Regions from separate parts of the Mus musculus genome. Here region 1 is linked to region 2. A link is a loop called in an ENCODE intact Hi-C map of the cell type or tissue named here. Cell type or tissue: left cerebral cortex. All regions are shown on one strand. Links, peaks and the distances in the headings refer to the core of each region. The heading gives the core; the rest is flanking DNA. Region 1 overlaps Atxn10 (ataxin 10). Region 2 has its middle 10 kb from the start of Gm34337.

Region 1 (9,630 bases), core at 1,196-9,195, 51 kb before region 2:
AATAAAATTAAAAATTAGTAACAAGACAGGATTTGGGAAATACACAAATACATGGAAATCAAACTCCTAGATAACCAATGGACTCGACTTGAAATGAACAAAAAGGAAAGGACAGCACAGGAAGATTCAGAGTGCTGAGACAGTTCTTACGGAGAATAATGCATGGCTGTAAATGCTTGGACCCTAAGTCAATAATCTAACGCCATTCCATCTTAGAAGTGACAAAACCCAAATCACGTAGCAGCAATGCTATAGCAGAAGCCAAAACAGGAAGGGGCAAGAATCAGAAATGGAGCAGAAGGCTCAGTGAGGTGGCTCAGCTGGAAAAGGCTGCTCCTGAGAGCCTGACAGCCTGAGTTCAACCCCTGGCGTGGAAGGACATAAAGGTAAGAGGAACCCCATCCGTAACATCTGTCCTCTAACCGCCACAAAAGTGCCACAGCGGCTGCCCACCCCTCCACCCCACAAAATAATATAGTTCTGTACAGAAGACCTACAGATTCATGGAAAAGTCTGTTTTTAAAACTAAAATGATGGTCCTATTATTCACATAGGAATGCAAGAGACATAAATCTTGATAAGGAGCATAGGATGCCTCAGTTTCAGGCTTCAAAATTTATGCTAATCAAGACCATAACATTAAAACTAACACTGGCATTACATCAATGCTGGCATTAAGAGAGAGATTAAACAAACAAGATCATGGGCATCTGTATCCTCAGGAGTGTAGGACACTGGCTGAGATGGTCAGTGAGTAAAGTACTCGCAGCCCAAGCTCAAATTGGGCTCAATCCCTAACACCCAAGAAAAGGTATGTGGAAAAGAAATGAATAGATAAATAAGAAAAAGGTGTGTAATGGTATAATTTATTATCCTAGCACTGGAAAGGTAAAAACAGGGTAGATTCCCCAGGGTTGCTGGCCGGCCAACCTCTTCTAATTGGTGAGCCCCACCTCCCAGTGGGGAACTCTCAAACAGCAAGGTGGCACATCCTGAGGACACCAACCAAGGGTGACTACTGAACGCTCGGAGAATACAGGGAGGGAAACGGCTCCAGCAGAGCACCTGGACTGTCTGTATCCTCCCACGCAGCCACACAGGCAAAGCCTGAGAAGCGGCTCATCTGAGTATACTGACACCCTGTGATGATGGGCCTGAGAGAAGGGGAGAGGCTCTTTCCTATGGCAGGATACTGTGAGACAGATACTCAGAGGTATTTCAGGGTCCTTTGTTCTTCCCACGCTCACAAGGTAAAAGCAGCCTGTGCCTGTAAGTAACAAACTATCTAAGCTACAGTGGCTGTTGCACCCATTATCTTTACTAGGCTGGAAAAGCAGGCCACCACCTTGACCTGTGTATTTCTGACACTGAGTCCTGAAAGAAAGGTCAAAGGACAGGGGATTAAAAAAATATTCCATCAGATACTTCTGAAAACATAACACAAGTTCAAGAAAGACAAACATCCACTATCCTTGTTTGCTTTCTGGTGCTGTGATAGACCAAAACCAATGTGGACTAGGAAGGGGTTTACGCAGCAGCTTCCAGGTCCATCAACCAAGGATGCCAGTGCAGTGCAGTAGCTCAAGGCAGGCACTGGGACAGTTCCATGGAGGAACACGGCTCCCGGGCTTGCTCAACTACATTTCTTATAAAGTCCAGGCCCAGCTGCCCAGGGATAGCTCCACCAACAGTGGACTGAGCCCTTGTCTTCATCAATTAGCAATCAAGAAAATCCCCTGCAGACAGGACAGGCCTGCAGAGGCAATTCCTTGGTTGAGAGTCCTTCTTTCCAGCCAAGGTCTATGCTTGTGTAGAGCTGACAAAAATGAACCAGCACACCTACAGACTCAAGAAGTTGGGAGGATCCCAAAAGGAACAAACTCCAAAAAAAAAAAAACCTATGCTGAGATGACATTAACTCCTAAAAAACAACGGAAAGAAATCTAAAAGAAACCAGAGAGAAATCAGACGCTCTGTCTGGAGAGAGAATGTGGACAGCAACAAGTGTCTCGTTTACATAATACTGACATATACCAACTTCTGATCTCTAATGAACCATCTGCTGAGGTCACAGCGGTCTCCAAATGGGCTGAGTCATTTCTACCATGTTCATTCACACATCAAAACTGCCCCCACCACCCTATCCTATACTTCAAGTTTGCCAAGCTCAAGCTGTATCTCTTTCACATCCTCAAAACAACTATCAGGCCTCAACTTTTTACTTAAAACTTCTACAAAGGGGTTGAGATTGTGGCTCAGTGGGGGAGCACTTGTCGATGTGAACTCAATTCCTCCACATCACAAGAAGTAAACAAATCAATACATTAGTGGTTGGAATAAGCCAGAGGTGGTGATAATCTCAGCCACTAGGAGGCTGAGGCAGAGGAGCGAAACTTCAAACCCAGCCTAGAGAACACAGCAAACCCTGGCTCAATCTATTACCAAACCTCATAAGGAAAACGATTGTAAGGATGTCCTTAAAGCAATCTAATTCCTAGCAGGATACTCACGGCCACTCTGACGCCGGGTGCTTTTGGTGAGCTTCTATGACGTTAATTGCAATATTGAGGTTCTCTTCCAGGTCTTTCATCCTTTCAGCATTAAGAGATGTGAACAGAATCATGGAACAGTAGGCAACAATCTTTTTGTCTGGATGGTTCAAGCAAGACCTGCCAAACAAAGATGAGACACTTGGTCCAAGTATCTACATGGTAAATATGATTGTGACATTAATAATGATAATCCTTAGCAAAGTTAGTTTGCATTGATATTTTAGGATATAATAAAGGTAATAATGCTGTGGAAAAAAGCATAATCTTTGGCTATAAAAACAGTAAATACAACAGTAAGATACGATAAAATGGGACTGGAGAGACGGTTCTGTGATTAAAAGCATAAATTGTTCATGCAAAGGATCCAAGGTTCCTAGCAGGTACCCATGGCGGCTTACAGCTGCCTGTAACTCAGGCTCCAAGGGAACTAACAGGCTTGGCTGAGAGCAACTTTGCTCCTACATACTATGCACCTACGGACATTTACTCACACACACACACACACACACACACACACACACACACACACAATTATAAGTAAGGATAAATCTCAAAAAAGACAATAAAAAGTTACATTTGACTTAGGACTCATAATTGAAACTAACATTTGAATAGAGAAAAAATAAAAATGATCACATTTCCAAAGCATTAAAGATGTTTATTCTTGTTAGAAAGAACAAACAGTTGAAAATTGTAAAAAGATTATAAGCATGTACATCATGGTCATAAGGGACAGATTTCAAACAGAAGAACTTGGAGTCAAGAGTCATAACACAATTCCTAGAGCCTATCACCTACTTAGTGAGTTACTTACTAATTATGAATTATGTCATGGCTCATCCCAACATTTGGGTTTTGTCCTCGCGTTAACTTCACGACTCAGGCATGGTGATATACACTACTAATGGCAGTACTCAGGAGACAAAGGCAGGTGGCTCTCTTGTAAGTTACAAGGCCTAGCCTGGTCAACATATCAAGTTCTAGACCAGGCAACCAGAGTTACAAAGTGAGACCCTGTTGTTAAAAAAGCATGATGTGGGCCACTGAGATCACTCAGCCAGTCAGGGTGTCTCTGCGGCCAAGCCTGGTGACCTGAGCTCAGTCTCCAGAACCCAGCAAGGGTGAAAGCAGAGAGCTGACTCCTGCAGTCTTGTTTCTCCTGCCTTTGAACTTCATATAAATGGAACTATAACCATGATCTTTTCAGAAGTCAATAGAAAAAAATCCTAACATCATACTCACATGAAGAGTTCTGGGAAGGCGTGGACCCAAACAATGGACTGGGATTCTTCATTTCGTGAGGCAACGTTGCCTAAAAACTGCAGGCCACATCGAAAAGCTAGGAATATAAAAAAGTAAAAGCTGAAGATAACAGACTCAACATAGTGAATAAATACATCTTAGTAAGAAACATTTCCAATGTTATAGAACTGGGGAGAGAGGGAGAGGAGAGACAAAAGAGGGGAAGAAGAGGGTGGAGGGAGAGAGGCATGAAGGGGAAGAAGGAGAGATGGGAGGGGAGAAGAGAGAGGAAGAAAGTGACTGACTGATAGATTGATTGTCTAATAGTCTCACTCCACAATGAAATTCTAAGCATGAGCAGGGCAGTGGTGGCGCACGCCTTTAATCCCAGCACTTGGGAGGCAGAGGCAGGCCTGGTCTACAGAGTGAGTTCTAGGACAGCCCGGACTATACAGAGAAACCCTATCTTGGAAAAAAAAGAAAAAAGAAAAGAAAAAGAAATTCTAAGCATAAAATTAATATGCCTCATCAAAACAACACTACATGAAATTAACTTCTAAAAGATTATAAACTCAAATATAATTACATGAAATATCATTGGAATATGTGCTCCAATTAAAAGATGACTACAAATTAGATCACGTCTGCACATGTCTGTAATCAAGGCACCTCCAGATGCTGAGACAGGAGGATCATGCTAATAAAAAACATGCCCACTCAGGAGGCAGAGGCAGGCGGATTTCTGAGTTCAAGGCCAGCCTGGTCTACAAAGTGAGTTCCAGGGCAGCCAGGGCTATACAGAGAAACCCTGTCTCAAAAAACAAAACAAACAAACAAACAAACAAAAACCATGACAAGACCAGTCTGGCCCAAAGTTTGGAAAGTGACCACAGCAAAGGCTAGGGAGTGGTGGAACACGGACTCCACTTACTTCAGGCAAGAAGGGGACATGGTACAGTCACTTGGGAAAACAGTTCGCCAATTTCTCACAAGTGAAACACATAAGGTCACAGCAACATCATTAACAAAGTATCAAGACACACATGAAAGTGATATTCGTGCAATTAAGGCAGAGGCTGAAAATTACCAAGGACCTCCATTCAGGGGCTGCTTTAGCCTAAAAATAGGAATAAACAAAAAGTCTACAGTGCACTTTAGAATTAATAATGGCCACACATAGTGACAAGTAGTCTTTTTTGAAAGAGAAAGCTAAGGAATTTGCAATCACCATTTATGAAGAGTACAAAAGTATCACTGCCAGCAAGACAAAAGACCCAAGAGCTAAAAAAAAAAAAAACCAAACAAATCAAACGATCATATCCCACACTACCAACGAAAGGCTAATGCTTGTAGGATATTTAAATTCGTACGTTGTCTGCATTCTTGAAAACGCTTATTTATTTGAAAGTTATTTTTTAAGATTTACTTATTATATGTAAGTACACTGTAGCTGTCTTCAGACACACCAGAAGAGGTTGTCAGATCTCATTACAGATGGTTGTGAGCCACCATGTGGTTGCTGGGATTTGAACTCGGGACCTTCGGAAGAGCAGTCACTGCTGAGTAATCTCTCCAGCCCGAAAGGTTTTTTTTTTAAATAAGAAAATATACAAATTTTAAGAAAAGCTTACAAATGTTGCTTCACCAAAGTCAGTATTAAAGAAAAAAACAAACCATAGTTCTACATTCAGGAAACAATCAAGCATAAAGACATCGGGCTAAGGGATACAAAGAGTGATACCCTTGCCAAGATCCTGGGCTCAGGTCTCAACCTCCAGTAAGAGGGGAGGATGACATGGGACCAGGGCAAGGACACCATTTATGAAAGTACCATGGGCTGGAGAGATGGCTCAGCGGTTAAGAACACTGACTGCTCTTCTGAAGGTCCTGAGTTCAAATCCCACCAGCAACCACATGGTGGCTCACAACCATCCATAATAAAATATGATGCCCTCTTCTGGAGTGTCTGAAGACAGCTACAGTATAGACACATATAATAAATAAATAAATCTTTTTTTAAAAGTACCAATATATGGGGCTGGAGAGCTGCCCAGCAGTTATGAGCACTAGCTGCTCTTGTAGAGGATCCAGGGTTCCCAGCACCCACATGGCAGCTGGTGGCCACCTACAACTCTAGTTCCAGGGGCTTGGACATCCTCCATGTGGTACACAGATACATGCAGGCAAAAGGCATACAAGCAAATCTAAAAGGAAAGTGTTTTTAAGTGCCAAAATATGAGTGACAGTGATGAGTACACTATCTAAGAAGGAATTACAAAATAAGATGGAGGTGTTGAAGTACAACTAAGTAAGGAAAGGACTAGGCAGAGCATGTGACTCAGCTTCTATAAAGAGGTTAAATGTAACTGTCGGTCTAGATCCAAGTAGAAGAGAGTACACACACACACACACACACTTATCACTGCACATCCTGCTTGATGTGCAATATTTGTTGGAAACTTAGTAAAGCCATTCTAAAAATGTATATGAAGATACAGAGGGCTGTTAATAGCTATGACACTGTCGGAAAGTAAAAAGAGAACCTATGCTCACAGACTCACAGACTACGACCGGCTAGTTCAGTTAACGGTAGGTACAACAGGGTGGAACCAAGACAGAAAGAACTAAACAGAGCAGTGGACTAGAACAAGAACTTGACTGGAACCAATACTAAGAAGAGTATTGGCAGCCAGTCATTAAATAAGCGATGTTCTATATGAGAATTAGCAGTGGGGTGCCCAGGTATCGGCACAGAAACCCTGACAATGCTGTACTTCCTCACACAGGACAGAAAATCCCATTCTAGCCACTGATCTGAACATACGCACCAAAGTCAAAATATTTAAAAACACTGGACAGTTTTTAAATATTAATAAATTTTAAATATAGTAACACTTTTTCTCAGATGACACCATGCAATAAAAACAGAAATATTGCCGGGCAGTGGTGGAGCATGCCTTTAGTCCCAGCACTTAGGAGGCAGAGGCAGGCAGATTTCTGAGTTTGAGGCCAGCCTGGTCTATAGAGTGAGTTCTAGTTCCAGGCTAGCCAGCTACACAGAGAAACCATGTCTCCAAAAACCAAAAACCAAAAACCAAAAAAAAAAAAAAACAGAAATATTACCACAAAATAGGAAGATAAAATACACAACTACCTTCAGACTCACAGCATATTCAAAGAGCTCCTAATAAACCTTTGTTTTTCTTTTGTTTCTTCTTGAGACAGGGTCTCACTGTGTAGTCCTGGCTGTCCTGGAACTCACTACGTAGACCAGGCTGGCCTCAGAACTCACAGAGATCCACCTGCCTCTGTCTCTGCCTCCCAAGTGCTGAGATTAAAAGTATGAGCCGTTCCACCTGGCTACAAACCATTTTTAAAAGACAGATAAGACAACAGAAAAACAGGGAAATAAAAAAGCTTTATGGAGAAAAATATCTGACAAGATCCAAAAATGGAAAGATAGGGGGGTGCTCTCAAGACACTCCTGCTGCCAGCAGTGTCCCCGAGACTTACTGGACGCCCTCCTCTGCTCTGCTCTGCTCTAGGGACAGTTTCTCCAGGCCCAGCTCCCACAAAGCACTGCATCAGCAATGCTAGCAGCCAGCACCCCAAAACTAAATAATTTAATATAATTTAAGGAAACTGAACACAAGATTCAAGTTTATACCAATAGATAAAAATACTGAATAAAGAAAGAATTAAATTCAAGGGCTTCTCATAGCCTGTTCTTAGAATTTTATTTTCTTCTGTCCACTCTGAGTCCTTACAAATTAGTCCATACCAAAAGTGGGACGTGAGGCACAAGTGCACTCGGAGATCCTGTCGCTTGTTCTCATTTCAGGAGGGACCGAAACTTAACGTTCTTGGTAATTCTGGTTTTATTTTGTTTCCATTTACTAAGACCATGGAACTGTCAGAATTCTTGCCAGGCATTTCAAGAAAGTGCCGAAGACCCAAATTTACTAAGCAATCCACTGCTTTGAAAATGAAGGGATTTCCTCTAACAGTCTGTCTATCACTGTATTATAAAGTATCTGCGCTTACACCACATCCCACTTTATACATGGATTCCTGCCTTACTCAGTGGTCGTATCAAACTGTGTTGCATTTCTCAAGCAACATCAATAATTAGAGCAGGGGAGGGTGGCACTCACCTGAGGAGACTGAGACTGGATGGTCATCAAAGTTCCACCTAGCCTGGTCTACTGAGTGAGTTCCAGACCAGCTGTGACCACACGATAGGACTTCTCTCAAAAAATAAATTAACAAACTAACTAACAATAATAATGCCAACAATAAATAAGTGATTGCAACACTCTTTAATAACTAGACCTAAGCCAGGCTCATGCCTCTAATCCCATCACTCAGGAGACAGACAAGTGGATCTCTGTGAGTTCAAGGCCAGCCTGGTCTACAGAGTGAGTTCCAGGACAGCCAGGGCTACACAGAGAAACCCTGTCTCAAACAAAGAACCAAATCTAGAATTACCCAACTTATAATAGGAGAGACAGTTTCAGCCCTACTGTGTGGCTTGAGGCTGTGGTCTCATGATTCTATCTTTTAAGTGAGTCTATGCTGAGATCACACAAGATGCTTTTATGTAGAATATAGAACGATCACCCTCAGATGGATTTTCTGTTACCTCTGTTCCTTTTGTTTTGTTTTTTTATTTGTGGAAATCATTCATATTGAAAGCTTAATATAGAGTCATGTCTATATCGATTTGGGGTTATATGAATGTCAGACTTAGTACAACAAATTTAGAACTTCAGTGAATACAAATACTTTTTTAACACAGAATGTATTTTAATATAAAAATATAATGATAAAGTCATACTGGTAGAAAATAATTTTTGGCTGTTTACGATTATTTTCCCTCCCCTTCAGTATTGTTCTGTGTGAACTGACCACTGTGTCAGAATGATGCAGCTTCCGGTTAAAATTTACAAAATGCAGGGACAGGTGTGGTCAGAATTAAGAAAAACTGATTAGACCAGGAGCCATGTGGTGGACTCTGTTTTATTATGTTTGTATGTAAATACTCTTGTAAAGCATTCAGAGTGGAAAACATTTGGCAAACTCTAACACTACAATCAACTTTTTTATATTACATAAATAAAGCTAATTTTCTTTTTAAAAAAATTAGTCCATACTAAGTGCTTATTGAATGTTTATAATACAAAAGTGCCAACTGTTTCCCAGATAAGCCATAAGTTTAAAAGATACTAATAGTTCTACTAAATACTTCAGAACATTAACACTCGAGTTTAAATGTTGAGAGTGAAAGGCCTGACACTCTGGCCTGACAGCGGAGCAGCCCAACAATTCCTCAGGTTCTTTTTTTTTTTTTTTTAAGGCAACAAAAACCTCTGAAAACCCAAAACACGACTCTGGGCAAGCAGAATTACAGACAGCCTAGGCACAGGCAAGGAATCTGCAGGCAAGTGAAAGAACAGTTTACTTTAACCAACAGCCTGTCAACTGATCTTTATGTAAACACTAAGAACAGTGCAAAGCCCCTAAAAAATGCCAGCATTATTTTTACAGATTAGGAAAGAATATATGCCAAAAACAACATCAATAGCTCAATTAAAATAACTCATACTTATGTTTACATAAAATTTGATGACCATAATATATTTGTCAGACCACTGCAATTATTGCCTGAAAATAATACTCTAAATATTATTTTGACAATATAATTACAGTTCTTACCTCAGAAGCAGTAACAAAAAACTGGCACAGTTTCCCTGACAACAGTCTCCCTAAAATAAGGTTCTCAGAGAAAGTATTAAGAGATAGTGAAAGCAAAATACTTTCTACAATGCTATTTCAT
Region 2 (9,630 bases), core at 485-8,484:
CCGAAATCAATTATGGGGAATCAAATGGCGCAGACAGGAAGGGAGAGTGTGCTGTGGGATTTCACTGTGTGAAGATGCAAGCCGTGTAAATCCCACACAACTCAGTTCATGGTGTGAAGTTATAGTGACGTTACAGACGAGGATGGAACCAGAGAGAGGCTGGAATGTGAAGGGCAAAGCCCTCAGCACTTGGGAGTCTGAGGTAGGAGGGCACTGTGGGTTCAAGGCCAGCCTGCATTGCATAGAAAGACTGCCCCAAAACAGTAAGAAGGGCAGCGTTTTAGAATCACAACTGGTCTGCCATGATTGTGATAGCCGTTAGCAGAAAATCTACCAAGCCGTGCACTTTACAAAGGAGAACCTGGGACTAGAGAGTTGACTCCGTGATTAAGAGCACTGGCTCCTCTTCCAGAGGCCCTGAGTTCAATTCCCAGCAACCACATGGTGGTGACTTATCACCATCCCATGCCTTCTTCTGGTGTGTCTGAAGACAGCTACAGTGTACTCATATACATGAGACAATACATAATTCTTTTTAAAAATGAAAACCTGATTTTACATAAATAATAGTTAGTGAGCGCTCTCTGCCCCTTCTCTCTGACTCTCTTCTCTCCCTGATCTCTTTCTCCCTCACTCTCCTTCCCCTCCCCCCTCTCTCTCCAGGAGTTCCTGGCCAGCCTCTCCTCCCCTCCCCTGCCCTCTCCCCCTGTGTCTTTCTCTGTCTCTACTCCCTTCTAAACAACTCCCTTTTCCATGCCCTAAATAAACCTTATTTTACACTAAAAAAATAAGTAAAAAACAATAAAAAAATAATAGGTAGTGAAAAAAAAACAGCAACAAAGTGTATCTGGCCCTAGTGTATTACAAACAGACCTGCGTCTTTGCTGTAAACCGCTTCCAGGCACTGACTAACAGACACCCCTAGCCAGAATCCCCAAGTAAGCAGACATCTGAGAGGCAGATTTCTGTCTGGACTCACGTAGGAAGAATGCTGTCACCAAAGACAGTGAGACAAACTCATGAGTCAAAGAGTCCAGGGTCACAGGTAGCAAACCTGTGTAGCTGGAACTTCCCAAGCTAAGAGCTAAGCTGGCCAAGACTCCGGGAGACTCCAGAGGCCACCAAGAAACTATGTGATCTCGGGCTGAGGATTGAGCTGTGTGTGTACTGAGAACCCACCAATCCAGACAAAGATAGCAGGGAGGTGCAGCAACCCGGGGCACCTCTGGAGACGACTCAGAACTAGAAGTTAGACTTCTAAACAATGCTAGTGAGAATACATACAATGGCGATGGACCTCGAAAACATTGTGGTAAGGGAAAGACATCATAGCAAAGACTGTTTCTATGAAATCTCCAGAAAAGGAAAGAAATACAGGCAAAAAAGAAAAAAAATTCTGTATTTTCCTAGAGTTGGGAGCAGAAACAGGAATTGAACAAAAAGAGATGGTCTGCAAAAATAAATAAACAAAAAGAAATCACAAATGTGTTTTTGTTTTTTGTTTCTCTAGACAAGGTCGCTTGTAGCCCAAGGTGGCCTTGAACTCCTAATCTTCGTACCTTCGCCTTCTAAGTAAGTCACCATGTCCATCTTAAACGTTACCAAAGTTACCAACCTTGTCAAACCTGATGGCACCCAGCTTTAATCCCAATGCTTGAGGTGCAGAGGCAAGCAGATCTCTGTGAGTTTGAGGCCAGCTTCGTCTACATACCAAGTTCTAGCCCAGCCAACGGTGCATAATGAGAGCCTGTCTCACACACATGCACACGCGCGCGCGCGCACACACACACACACACACAAGCACATGCACACGCACACATGCACACACGCACACACGCACGCCCGCGCGTGCACCACAAAACAGGCCACAGAAGAGAACTCATGGAAGTTGTGCTACGTTGTTTATAAATTGTTAAGTATATAGTTCTCCACCGTTGATGGGTTCTGGGGGGTGGGGGAGGGAAGGACTCCGTTTTTCATTGAGAGACTGGTCACCAGGAGTTTGACAGTGCTGCAGTGAGTATATGGGCAACATAAATTAGACTCGATTTTTGTTGTTTTGTTTTATTTTGCTTTGTTTTCTTCCTCTTCTTCTCCTCCTCCTCCTTCTCCTTCTTTTCCTTCTTCCTCTTCCTCTTCTTCCTCTTCCTCCTCCTCCCCCCCTTCTTCCTCATCCTCTTTGTTTTTTGGGGGTGCATGGGTCACAGGGCTGTGGGGGGCGGACCTGGGAGAACTGGGAGGTGAGCGTACTCAGAGTTCAAAATGTAGAACTTCCAAATGATCAACAAAAATATTATGAAAAAATGTACACACACACATACACACACAGCATGTCATTAAACATCTAAAGAAAACAGAATCTCCTGGCTTTTTACTGGCCCTTGTAAAGACAGACTGAACCCCTGGCCAGGACCTCAAGTGTCTGTGTGGCCATCAGAACCATTATGATGAAACAGTGTTCATTTTGGGATGAAAGAACTTCCTCTGGGGTGCAGTGCCAGGAAGCTCTAGAACAAAAGCACGCAGCACAAGTCAGTGGTCCAGATTCATATCACCCACCATTGCTGGCATGTCCCTAAGTTCTTGTGACATATGACCACACAGGTAGAAATCCCTTAAGATCAGAAGAAGACAAAGAACACACTTGGGCTCCAGGATCCTTTGGAGCAGTATTTTATGACAGCTACTGTAAAAAAAAAAAAAAAAAAAAAAAAAAAGAACTCAAACAGGGTTGATTCAAATATGTGCCTTGGGTCTGGAAAGATGGGTTAGCAGTTAAGAGCATTTGCTGCCCTTCCAGAGGACTGGCGTGCAATTCCCAGCACCCACATCACAGCTCTCAACTGTCTATAATCCCAGTCCCAGGGAATGTAACATCTTCTGGCCTCTGGGGATCCCAGGAATACATGTGGTGCACACGTATAACTGCAGACGAAAGAAACACCCATACTCACCACACATAATATAAATACCAGAGAATTTAGTATCTTACCCTTCTGTAATTTAGAAGATTGAAATAAGTTTCACTGAACTAGAATCAAAGTGTTTACAAGGCTGATGCCTTCTGGGGTCTCTGTGAGAGAACACATGTCTATGCTTTTTTCAGATCAGGGCCCACTCACAACTGCTTGGCTCTTAGCTTCTTCTTGTAACTTCAGAGACAGAAAGGCAGGGCTAAAGATCTGCCTTCTCATACTGCTATCCTCCTGTTCTTCAGTTTCCATGGTTACATCTCCTTTTCTGACTTGAACACTCTCCTGCCTCCCACTTTTACTTAGGAAGACCCAGTGGTCAATTCTGTGTCCATCAGGGTCATTCAAGGACAGCTCCCATCTCAAGACCAGCTTGGGGAAGACCCTTGATTTTCCACCTGCAATCTGACATATTAAATCTGACATAGTCACAGATATAGAATCTAGAGTGAGGGACACTTGGGTGACATTATCTCACCTGCCACACTGGGCAGGTGAGTTTAAGTTGGGAATGGAATGTGCTATATCAAAGCCTCACTCTGGAACAATTTAGAAAGACAATGGCGCCGGGGGTGGGGGGTGGGGGGTGGGTGGCGCATGCCTTTAATCCCAGGTCTCCGGAGGCAGAGGCAGGCAGATTTCTGAGTTCGAGGCCAGCCTGGTCTACAAAGTGAGTTCCAGGACAGCCAGGACTACACAGAGAAACCCTGTCTCAAAAGACAAAAAACAAAAAACAACAACAACAACAAAAAAACCCCAAAAAACAAAAAAAGAAAAGAAAGAAAGACAATGGCGATGAGTTGAACTCTTCAGGGGAGTAGTAGTGATGAGTGCTCCTGATGAGTGCTCCTGACCACATTAGTGGAAAGAGAAGCATTCCAAGATTGGACCATAGATGGACTCAGGAGCAGTGGCAAGTGATCCAGTCAGAAGGTGGAAATAGAAGACACTGGAGGACGGAGGTCTGACTAGGAAGGAAGATACAAAGGAAGCTAAAAAATAATAAAAATAAAAAAGAGCACCAAGAAAAATATGGGGCCAAAAAGACCCTGAGCAGGTAAGAACACGTGCTGCTCTTGCTGAGCACTGGAGATTGGTTCCCAGCACCCACATGGTGGCTCATGACCATCTGTGATTCCACTTCTGGAAACAATGGCCCCTTCTGGACTCCATGGGCACCTTCAGTCGCATGAATAAACACATATACACATAATGTATATGAACATAAAACAAATCTTTTGAAAAGAGAGAAAGGATCCTGGTTCGTACTGTCAGAGAGTGTTCAACACAGGAGGGCTGGACACAGCCAAAGACAGCAGATCACTTTGGCCACTTGCCTTCCTTGTCAGCAAGTGACCTTCCTTTGATCTAGATAACTGTGGAGTTTGAGGAAACAGACTGAGAGAGAGCACTGAATATTCCTCAGTGGCCAAAGGACAGCGATAGTGTGAGGTCATCAGCGTGTTGGGGCCCAGGCAGGACTCCACTCCTGCCACATGACCACTGATTTTGTGAGACTACTATCAGTTCTCATGGTGTCTTCTCCTCTCTCCACATTCTCTCTCCCCCTCGTAGTCTCTGTCTCAGACCCCAAGCCTGGGAACTGAAACTCTGCCTATCTTCTTGCCCAGCTATAGGCGTAGGCATCTTTATTCACCAATCAGGGATAACTTTGAATGAGGTCACGTAGCATCACTTGGGTCTATGTGAGGATTTTCTCAAGCAGGGCCAGTATTCAGCATTGCGACATATAGCAACAGACCAAACCTCAACACTTTAATTCATCACCTAACCCTGAGAGCCTTGTTCCTCACTTGGTAAGAATGGCTGCTACAACATGGGCAAATGCATAGCCCTGGCATTGGTGGAAATGTCTCCTATTGAATTGGGGGGGGGGGGAGACAGGTAAGGGCAGAGTGCCCTGTTCCTGCTGAGGATCCTGTTGATGGCCTTATTGGGGCCACTCTGCTCCAAATTCTCAGTCTCTGGTCTCTGCTTCCCGTTGGTGGCGCTTACACCCTCTGCAGTTATTTAAGTGGTAATTGTTTACTGTCTGTCTGTCTTTCTGTCTTTTTTTAAAGATTTATTTATTTATTATATGTACATACACTGTGGCTGTCTTCAGAACCCAGAAGAGGGCATCAGATCCCATTACAGATGGTTGTGAGCCACCATGTGGTTGCTGGGATTTGAACTCAGGACCTCCAGAAGAGCAGTCAATGCTCTTAACCACTGAGCCATCTCTCCAGCCCACTGTCTGTCTTTCTAAAATGTAAGATGGTTGACACTTCTTCCATCTGATGACCATACATATAGTCTGAGATCTGACTGGGGTTACAAGATAAGAGTGAAGCTTAAAAACAAAAATCAAAAGAGATTCAGCACCAAGAAATAGATCAGGGCCTGGGAGATGCTAAGTAGTGAACACCCGGCGCCCTTGCAGAGCATGGTTAATCTCCACTGTCAACTTGACAAATTTAGAATCGCCATGTGTGCTGGCTAGTTTTCTGTCAACTTGACACGCAAGCTATAGCCATCTGCGAGGAGGGAATCTCAGTTAAGATAATGTCTCCATAAGATCAGGCTGTAGGCAGACAAGCCTGAAAGGCATTTTCATAATTAGCGGTTAGTGGGGGAGGGCACGGCTCATTATGGGTGGTGCCATAGAGGTGGTCCTGGATTCCATAAAAAAAATGTCGGGCTGAGGGCTGGAGAGATGGCTCAGAAGTTAAGGCTGCTCTTCTAGAGGTCCTGAGTTCAAGTCCCAGAAACCACATGGTAGCTCACAACCATCTGTAATGGGATCCGATGCCCTCTTCTGGTGTGTCTGAAGACAGTGACTGTGCTCATATACATAAATTAAATAAATAAATCTTTTTTTTAATGGAGAAGGAAAGAAAGGAAAGAAGGAAGGAAGGAAGGAAGGAAGGGAGGGAGGGAGGGAGGGAGGGAGGAAGGAAGGAAGGAAGGAAGGAAGGAAGGAAGGAAGGAAGGAAGGAAGGGAGAAATCTGGCTGAGCAAGCCATAAAAAGCAAGCCAGTAAGCAGCACTCTTCCATAGCCTCTGCCTCTGCATCTGCCTCTGGGCTCCTGCCTGCATGAGTTCCCGCCCTCACTGCTTCCGATGAGCCATTATATGGAACACTGAGTGAAATAAACCTCTTCTTCCCCAAGTTGCTTTTGGTTGGACTGTTTCATCTCAGCAATAGTGATCCCAACTAAGACCCCATAGAAACACACCTCTGGGTATCGCTGTGAGAATGTTTCCAGAGAGGTTTAGCTGTGAATGTTACTGGAGGTGGCCAGCAACATCCCATTGGCTAGACCCTTACACTGAATAAAAAGAGAGATGAGCAGAGTACCAGCATTCATTTCTCTCGAGTTCCTGACTGTGGATGTGACTGTGATGTGAGCAGCTGCTTCCTTCTCCCGCTGCCCTGCCTCTCCTGCCGTGGTAGACTGTGTCCCCTCAAACTATAACAGACACAAACCCTTCCTCCCCTAACTTGCCCCTTTTCAGCTGTTTTGTCCTATCAACGAGAAAAGTAACTAGTACCCTGCGATAGACGTGCCATCCAGCACAATGCCTGGCTCTGAAAGTCAAGAGCACACTTAGAGCACAATGCTTGGTAGGCATGGTGGCTCACATCTTTAATCCCAGGACTCAGAAGGCACAGGCAGGCAGACCTCTGAGTTCGAGGCCAGCCTGGTCTACAAATTGAATTCCAGGAAAGCCAGGGCGACACAGAGAAATTCTGTCTCGAAAAGCCAAAAACCAAAACCAACACACACCACAAACGATCTGTGGATGTCAGGCAAGTCCCTCCATTATCACAGAACCTCAGCCTCAGACATGTCATCTGCAAGATGGGGATGTGGGGTGTGTGTGTGTGTGTATGTATGTGTTTGTGTGTGTGTTTGTGTGTGTGTATGTATGTGTGTGTATGTGTGTGTGTGTGTTTGTGTGTGTGTATGTATGTGTGTGTATGTGTGTGTATATGTGTATATGTGTGTGTGTGTGTGATATGTGTGTGATGTGTGTGTGTGTGTGTGTGTGTGTGTGTGTGTGTGTGTGTGTGATGGGATACCTCATGGAGTGTGTCCATAGGATGTGCACTCCTAGGTAGAAACAGTCAGGGACTCTGTACCTGCCCAACCAGGATTCCCCCACCATGAACTAGAAGACAGAGCCACTTGGGAGGAGACGTTGCAGGTTAGAGAAAGATTCAGGGAGAGGATGCTGTGGAGCCAGCAGCCGACTCTGGGTATCATGTGTGTGGGCTGTCTCCCATGGGTGCATGGAGGCTGGCAAGGGGGTGAAGGAGACAGGTGCTGTGAAATCCCTGCCTCAGCCTGGGGAGCAAAACAGGAAGCACAAGGGCCAAGCAGTTGGGAGCACTGGCAAGAGAAGGCTGACACGATGCCCTGGTTGGAAGGTCCGGAGGAGGAGGCGGCAGCGGCGAGCCATAGGAGCCAATGCCATGGGAAAATCCAAGAAGCTGGGATCAGGATGAGGTCAAGGGACTGGCCAGCCGGAGGCGTGAGAGGCCTGGCAGGCTTGGAAGCTGTGGTCAGGGAGTGGGATCTCAGAGAAGAGTTGGAAATCTCTGGTGATGACAGGGCCAGGCAGCGGGCAGCCACAGTGCAGTGGAGGTGAAGGTCAGGCAGGGAGGTGTGGGAAGGGTGCACAGATCTGCAGCCCCCTCTGCAGGCCTTAGGGAGGGCAGGGTGACTCACAGATGGCTTCTCACCCTCCCTCTGTCCTTTGATGTCCTGCTGTCTTACTGATGAGTAAACCATGTTTTTCACTACAAGACCTTTCTCAAACACAACTTATTTTTATACTGGGCCCGTTCCTTTCTAACCTTCTCATTCATCTACTTCCCAATGCCCATTTTTCATTTTTTGTTTTTTGGGTTTTTTTTTTTTGTTGTTGTTGTTGTTGTTTTTCGAGACAGGGTTTCTCTGTGTAGCCCTGGCTGTCCTGGAACTCACTTTGTAGACCAGGCTGGCTTCGAACTCAGAAATCCGCCTGCCTCTACCGCCCGAGTGCTGAGATTAAAGGCGTGCGCCACCATGCCTGGCAGCCAATGGCCAATTTTTATGTCACTCACTCTTCTTTGCTGGCCTTGCTCCCACCATCTGGTCAATCATGAATTCTAGTGAATTATTTTGCCCATAACAGTATCTTCTTTCTCCTTCCCACCCACCTCCAGTGCCTATGCACACTGGTTCAGTGCTCACCACTGAACTGGCTCCAGCCTATGTCCACGCCATTCCTAAACATTCAAAGGGGAAATCTGCCTCCAGGAAGTGACATCACACACCTAACCAGAGAAGGTAAAGAAACATTTGATTGACAGAAGTCACCCGAACAGGCTGGCAGGACCCCTCAGAGCAAACAGAAGCACACAGTTCTGCAGTCACACACAAATGGTTTCCAGCCTGGCTCTGCCACTCATAGAGGGTAGGGTGGGGAGGGGTAGGGAGCCTGGGAAAGTCATATCTCTCAGCATCAATTAAGCAAAGAAAACAGTACCTAATGGGTCATTAGCAATACTGGTTGAAATTAGCCATTGTTACTATGCCTGGCATACAATACAGCAGATGCTATAGCCATTCTTATCTGTAAGAGATGTACCATGCCCCCCCCCAGCAAATGTTTGAGGCCACAATCAGTACCAACCCTCCATTCCATACTATCCTTCTATATGTGTGTGTCTATCTACATATATAATATACATGTACCTTTGATAAAGCTTATAATACGGTAAGGAATTACCAACAATAAAATTTTTTTAAAAAATCAAGTATGATGGCATGTGCCTGTAATACCAGTACTGAGGATGCGGAGGCAGGAGGATTGCCACAGTGTGAGTCCAGTGTATCTATGTAGTGAGTTCCACAATAACCAGAACTATGCAGCAAGGCCCTGCTTTGACAAAAAAAAAAAAAGAAAAAAAAAAAAAAAGAACAAATTACAACAATTTGCTATAATAAAATTATGTAATTATGAACTTTCTCACAAAATATGTTATTATACTATATCAATCTACATACAGTTGCTATGCTGTGAGATGATACAATGCCTATATCAGAAGACAGAGTGACAATGACTTAGGCATTAGCATGGTGCTGGACCATATCTACAGGCTACTCTAACAGGCATTGTGAAAGGGAAGGGGCTGCTAGGATAACAGAGAAGCCTTCTGAGGAACTAAGGGAAAGGTAACACATAGAGTGTGGATACATTGTATACCATACAGCACAGATACACTGTATACCATACAGCACAGATACACTGTATACCATACAGCACAGATACACTGTATACCATACAGCACAGATACACTGTATACCAGGATGATTCCCTTAGCAGGCTGCCCAGAGTTGAGTGGTAACAAGTCATCACGCTATTTGACATGTTGTGCAATTTAAAACTCAGTAATTGTTTGTTTCTGGAATTCTCCACTTAATACTTTCAGGCCCTTGACTTTGGGCCAATGAAACCTCAGAAGGCAACACTGAGCATCCCTGCTTGCTCTGCTCTAGTCAAATAGGTCCCCACCGAGCCTTCCCCACAGGGCAACAGGTGGGGGAGGAGGCTCTGAGCTGGAGCCAAACCAGTCTTGAGTTGTTCCTGGGACTCAGTTTCTCAC

Evidence for each region. A loop is a pair of places that touch in the nucleus more often than their neighbours do. Peaks named below come from ENCODE experiments on the same cell type or tissue, not always from the same donor. Only the 100,000 strongest peaks of a DNase experiment are listed, where the experiment ranks them.
Region 1: it touches region 2 in a loop (2.3-fold over the local background); 8 of 42 quality-filtered maps call a loop at or near these places.

What each region holds. Positions count from the first base shown.
Region 1 is chr15:85,369,583-85,379,212 of GRCm38, reverse strand. Atxn10 (ataxin 10) reads right to left here. Exons shown (of 12, transcript NM_016843.4): 4 at 3,795-3,891; 5 at 2,511-2,669. Among named protein-coding and RNA genes, the nearest start is that of Gm23517, 23 kb to the right of the region's middle. In left cerebral cortex, for the core only: CTCF peaks have their summits at 2,356 and 5,739 (motif pointing left); DNase peaks (open chromatin) are centred at 2,099 and 5,915.
Region 2 is chr15:85,318,122-85,327,751 of GRCm38, reverse strand. No RefSeq gene overlaps it. Among named protein-coding and RNA genes, the nearest start is that of Gm34337, 10 kb to the right of the region's middle. In left cerebral cortex, for the core only: no CTCF peak of the experiment used is centred there; DNase peaks (open chromatin) are centred at 3,130 and 5,480.